Regions from separate parts of the Homo sapiens genome. Here region 2 is linked to region 1. A link is a contact called in ENCODE Hi-C data. All regions are on one chromosome and are shown on one strand. Each heading gives the region's core, a stretch centred on a gene start or an enhancer-like site at or near the end of the contact. The rest is flanking DNA. Distances are from core to core; before and after follow the strand shown. Region 1 has its middle 72 kb from the start of MLIP-IT1. Region 2 has its middle 17 kb from the start of TINAG.

Region 1 (2,855 bases), core at 236-2,735:
TGGCTGGGGAAGGGGAGCAAAGTAAAATAAAGGGGTGATTGAAATGTCAACGGAGATGTGAATTTGAATTCTGACTTTGTCCCTTACTGTTTGATCGTGGGCACATTCCTAAAACTATTTGAGTCTTAATTATCTGCTTTGCACAAAGGAAATCGCGTCACCTACCTCATGGTGGTGTTCTGGAAAGCTGAGGCTGTGTTCAGCTAGGTCAGTGTAGGGCGCATAGTAAGTACTCAGTGAATGGCTGCTGTAGTTCATAGTACTATCTTACTGTAAAAAAGGGCAGCTCGTTTTTTGTTTAGAAGTTAAATGTTGATGCTGCAAAAGAAACTTGGGGCCAGGCACAGTGGCTCACACCTGTAATCCCAGCACTTTAGGAGGCTGAGGCAGGTTGATCACTTGAGACCAGGGGTTCAAGACCAGCCTGGGCAACATGGTGAAACCCTGTCTCTACTAAAAATACAAAAAATAGCCAGGCATGGTGGCATGCAACTGTAATTCCAGCTACTTGGGAGGCTGAGGTAGGAGAATCGTTTGAACCTGGGAGGGGGAGGTTGCAGTGAGCTGAGATTGCACCACTGCACTCCAGCCTGGGCGACAGAGCAAGACTCTGTCTCAAAAGAAAAAAAAAAAAAAAAGAAACTTGGAGGATTGACCCAGTCAGGTTCTTGTCCAGTCAGAACTCAAGAGCCCTTGGCTAAAATCCATGCTTGTCACAATGATTGCCCACTCTCAGAGTCTAAAGTTACACTATCCTTCTGGCCTACTGCCAGACACAAAACCTCATCTCCAATCTTCCACACAGCCCACTGAACACAAGGAACAGATCAGGTTTTTCTGGTTTCCCTTTCCCGCCAGCTGTCTGCTTTTTAAAAAAGAAACCACTCCAACAAGATGGGAGTGTTCTCTACATGCCCCACGTCAGGCTGCACTAATTTATTTGTTCCAGCAGGTTTTTCTCCCTGGATGATCCATGTCTTAAATTGACTCGTTCCTTCTGATACATGAAAGCCTCCTTTGAGAGAAAGGAGACAGAACAAAGCAAGAGGTAAAAAAGGAGATGTTATGAAAATCCAGGGTGAAATAGAGACAAGGCAAAATGAGCACCAGAGACCTGAACCTAGAAAACCAAGAATATGACAAAGAGGGGGACATTTTCTGGAAAAGGAGACCCTTTTCTCAACTAGCTGTCTCATGGTTTCTTGGTAGGATCTAGTTTTACCTTAAGGATGGCTAGTTAGTAAGTCTGGTTAAAATGAGGTGGTTACCATGAGACCATTGCTAGACCTACCATTAAGTAAGCACACAGGACAAATTAAAATCACCACCCATTACATAATGCAGGAGTCTATATATAAAACCACAGGTGAAACAGTTTTCAAATAAAGTTTTCTCCATCAGAACTAGTGTGTGTCCTCATTCCTGAGAACATACCCATCTGATGACACACTGTTGGCTTGGTGGCAGGAATTGCAGGGGTGCTAATAACACTACTATAACAACAAAAACAGCAAGACCTGTAATAATAGCAGCCACCCACTTCCTGAGAGCGTGTTTTATGTATCCCACTTAATCCTCACTCTAAGCCTGAAAGGACTATTACTGCCCCATTTTAAAGATGAAGGACCTGAGGCCCAGAGAGGTTAGTTTGTCCATACCTACGTGGCAGGCTGGGATTCAGACCTATATCCATATGCATGATTCCACTGGCATATTGACTCAAAAATTGTAACTCCAAAGCAGTTTTAAAAAGCACATTTGCTTGCTTTTCCAGAGCTTTAAAAAAAAATGCTTCATTGTGCACTTTCTTATAGACATATTTTAAAACATAATACATGTTTTAAAAACATGCATTTTTAAATGCCTTAGTCTTGTGTTGCTAATTATTGAAGGTGAGTGATAGCTATAGGAGGGTCAATGATGATTCTACTTTTGTATGTTTTGAATTTTCCATAATAAAGTTATCTCTTTTTTTTTTTTAATTGGCTCTTTGGAAAATTGGATGAGGTAAGACAACAACAATGGTGAAGTGAGATTGCAACTCTCCATGGATGTCACTGAGTGGCAATGTCCCTAATTGCCTTCTATTAATAAGCAGCTGCAATGCAGTCCCTTGTTTGAGAGTGCTGCTGCAGCCTTGCCACACACCAGCAGCATGCCCAGGGCAGAGCATCACTCATTTTCTTTCTTTTTTTCTCTAAGACAGTCTTGCTCTGTCGCCCAGGCCGGAGTGCAGTGGCACGATCTCGGCTCACGGCAACTTCCGCCTCCCAGGTTCAAGCAATTCTCCTGCCTCAGCCTCCTGCGTAGCTGGGATTACAGGTGCCCGCCACCACACCTGGCTAATTTTATGTATTTTTAATAGAAACAGGTTTCCACCATGTTGGCCAGGTTGGTCTCGAACTCCTGACCTTGTGATCTCCCACCTCAGCCTCCCAAAGTGCTGGCATTACAGCTATGAGCCACTGTGGCCGACCAAGCGTCAGTCATTTTACCAGGGAAGGACTGGCTGTTCAGAGTAACTCTCAGACACAGAATTTTCCCAGCCTCCACCCCATTCACTAAGCATGTCTTGTTGGGTGTGGTAGATTTCACAGGAGATGGCAGAAGTGCTGCTATGAGAGGCTGGTGCGAGTGATCCCACCTTGCCTGCTCACCTCATTGACAGCCAGCTAGTATGTTTTTAGACAGAAAGATTGGGTCAGTCAGGACAATTCCTCCAAACTTTCCAGAAAAAAAACAATATCTAGGCAGACATTTTATGATTTCTTACCAATCCCTCTATTCATTATCAATGACTTTGATTATTTCACTTCCTCTCATTTTTTCTCTGGCTATTTTACCCACTGAGACAT
Region 2 (2,855 bases), core at 131-2,630, 370 kb before region 1:
ACATTCATAACACAAGTTCTTAGAGACCTATGAAGAGACTTAGATAAGTACACAATGACAGTGGGAAGACTTTAATACTCCACTGACTGTATTAGGTAGATGATTGAGGCAGAAAACTTAACAGATATCCATAACTTGAACTTGACACTTGACCAAATAGACCTAATAGATGTCTGCAGAACTCTACACCCCAAAACAACAGAATGTACATTCTTCTCATGTGCACATTGCAGATACTCTAAAATTGACCACACAATTGTACATAAAATAATCCTCAGCAAATTCAAAATCATAGGAACAGAAAACCAAATACCACATGTTCTCACTTACAAGTGGGAGCTAAACATTGAGTGCATAGGACACAAAGTAGGGAACAACAGATACCAGGGCCTGCTTGAGGGTGAAAGAAGGGAGGAGGATGAAGATCAAAAAACTACCCATCAGGGACTATGTTTATCACCTGGGTGATGAAATAATCTGTACACTAAACCCCAGTTACATGCAATTTACCTATACAACAAATCTGTACATGTACCCCCTGAAACTAAAATGAACGTTAAAAAAAAAGAAAATCAATGTAATTCACCACATTAACAGAATAAAGAACAAATGTGTAAATAAGATCAGACACTTTCTCAATGATCTCTACACAAGTGAAAGGGAACTCATGGCATGTGATAACAGCATCTATTGCCTTGTCACTTGTTTTAATGCGAGAATTTGAAGGGGCTTTCAGCCTATGGAATCATCACTAACTTGGGGGAATCATCCCATATTTATGTCATCAGCACACTCTCAATGCTTAAAAACCCTTTCATTTGCAAACTCATAATCTCACTCCAGCACTCCTAATCCAGTGTTTTTCATGCTGGCTGAAGATTAGAATCACCTGGAAGTAAAAATTATAAAAAATAAAAATTAAGCTCTTCTCTATATCTCATCTTAAGAATCTATGATTTCATTTGTATAGAACAAGATGAAATAAGTTGAAAAACAACTATTGCAGTTACTCAAAAATTTCATTTTTCCAGTCTCTTTTTCCTCATCTCTTCCCTATTAATTTCAATAGTACAGACACAGGGCCTTCCTGTATAATGTCATGATTTGTGATATGTCATTTGGATTTATTCTTATTGAAAAATGAGTTATCCCATACACTTGTACAACAGCTATTCATTTCCTCATCACTTTTAACTTATAAAAATTATCACTATTTTCCATCCCACCATGCCTTTTCTTCCTGGCACTTATTTTGTACTTATCAAGCACGGAGTCGTAGGAGGTGTTTCTTGAGTCATAGCTGCTCTCCATGTGTCAGTTTTAAGGTCATTTGCATTAAATTACCTTAACTACCCTGAAAGTAACACATGGAGAGCAGCTTCCTATGACTCAAGAAACCACAATGACTAAAATAACCTAACATTATTAGTAACCCATTTATTGGTGGTGAGCACTTTTAATTGTCATCTAATTTTACTCAAATAGTGAGACTTCATAAATTGAAAATACATAAATTGAAAAGCTTCCATACCAGATACATAATAGGCACTCAATATATATTAGTTTCCTCTCCAAATTATTTCCTGGATTTGCCCCTCCCTTTCCAATCATTCACCTTTGGATAATAAGAGCATTAAACAGATCTTGTGTAATCTTAAATTCTAATTCTCAGAGGGCTATTAATATTCAGCAATCATATTTCTTCCTTTTGTAGAATAAAAAAATCATTTGTATTCATGAGTAGGAATCCTCAGGGTATTCACATCCCATTTGCTCACAGAGATGATGATAACAACCCATTCAAAAATGTTGATGTTCAATCAGAACAGAATGAGGAAAATGAGATGAAACACACTACATGAGACGGATGCACCTGGGTTGAGGAAAGCATGATGGTCCAGACAAGGACAGGGCTCCTTGTTTCTCACCAGAAGCAGGCAACTTTGGGCATGTTATTACAGAGATGGTATGTCCTTTCCTACCCTCCATGAGGCAGGAACCATAGCTGACTGGGAAAGCTGACTCATTTTGAGCAGCTGCTCTAGTGAACACCAGAAGAGAGAAAGGAGAAGTGTTTCCACTCTCACAAGCAAATAAAGTGAGAATGAAGACTAATACATTTTCTAAAACGTTTCAGAGCCCCAAGGACCAAAAAAATAGGGATGGGGGGGCGGTGGAGATGTGTATTCCTTACATTACAGAGAGATATAAATAACATGTCTGAAATGATCTCATTTAAAACAGTGTGGTCAAGAAGAGAGAGTTTGGGATTTTGAATCCGAAAATTGAATGTGGGTTCTGGCATTAGCCTTATCTTTTGATGTACTCTTTTTAGAGGTTATTTATCTTTTTTTGACTCAGTTTATGGGTGAAATGATAATAAGTATACTGGTTGAGTATATTTTCTCACATTTAGGTTATTCGTATGAAGGACATCCACAGTTTAGACCACTAAATTAGGTTGAGCCAAACACAACGTACTTCCTTGTTTCTGCATCTCTTGCACCATGGTGCAAAACTCGTGCTGCTGAACTCAGAGTCTTAGTTTAGGCATCTAACAACTAACTGTTAAGCAGTAACACACACATTTATCTGAACAGGAATAGGCAACAGCTCAAGCACAATGCAAGCTGAATTCATTTTAGATTCTGTCATATTTTTATCCCCCCAAAACAACAGAATCTGCAGAATATGAAGTCTGGTTCAATCATATAAAATTTCCATTACCGAATACCTTTTACATCTTCTGTTTCTAAAGTAACAACATTCAGATTTGTACAATAGTGTACTAGTTTATTTTACATTTGTGTAACCAAAAAGCCCCTTTAGATTAACTTTTGAAAACAACTCTTAAT

Evidence for each region. Hi-C counts contacts between places; a loop is a spot of excess contacts on that map. Pooled maps may share reads with other maps.
Region 2: a map with no recorded cell type shows a loop between it and region 1 (2.0-fold over the local background). The contact joins two enhancer-like sites. A Hi-C loop is called at or near these places in 4 of 37 single-sample maps with no recorded cell type and 3 of 50 pooled maps.

What each region holds. Positions count from the first base shown.
Region 1 is chr6:53,925,326-53,928,180 of GRCh38, reverse strand. No RefSeq gene overlaps it. Among named protein-coding and RNA genes, the nearest start is that of MLIP-IT1, 72 kb to the left of the region's middle. Within about 2 kb of position 1,485, at least 5 of the 41 ENCODE cell types and tissues checked have a DNase peak (open chromatin) inside an H3K27ac peak, as active enhancers do.
Region 2 is chr6:54,290,441-54,293,295 of GRCh38, reverse strand. No RefSeq gene overlaps it. Among named protein-coding and RNA genes, the nearest start is that of TINAG, 17 kb to the left of the region's middle. Within about 2 kb of position 1,380, at least 3 of the 41 ENCODE cell types and tissues checked have a DNase peak (open chromatin) inside an H3K27ac peak, as active enhancers do.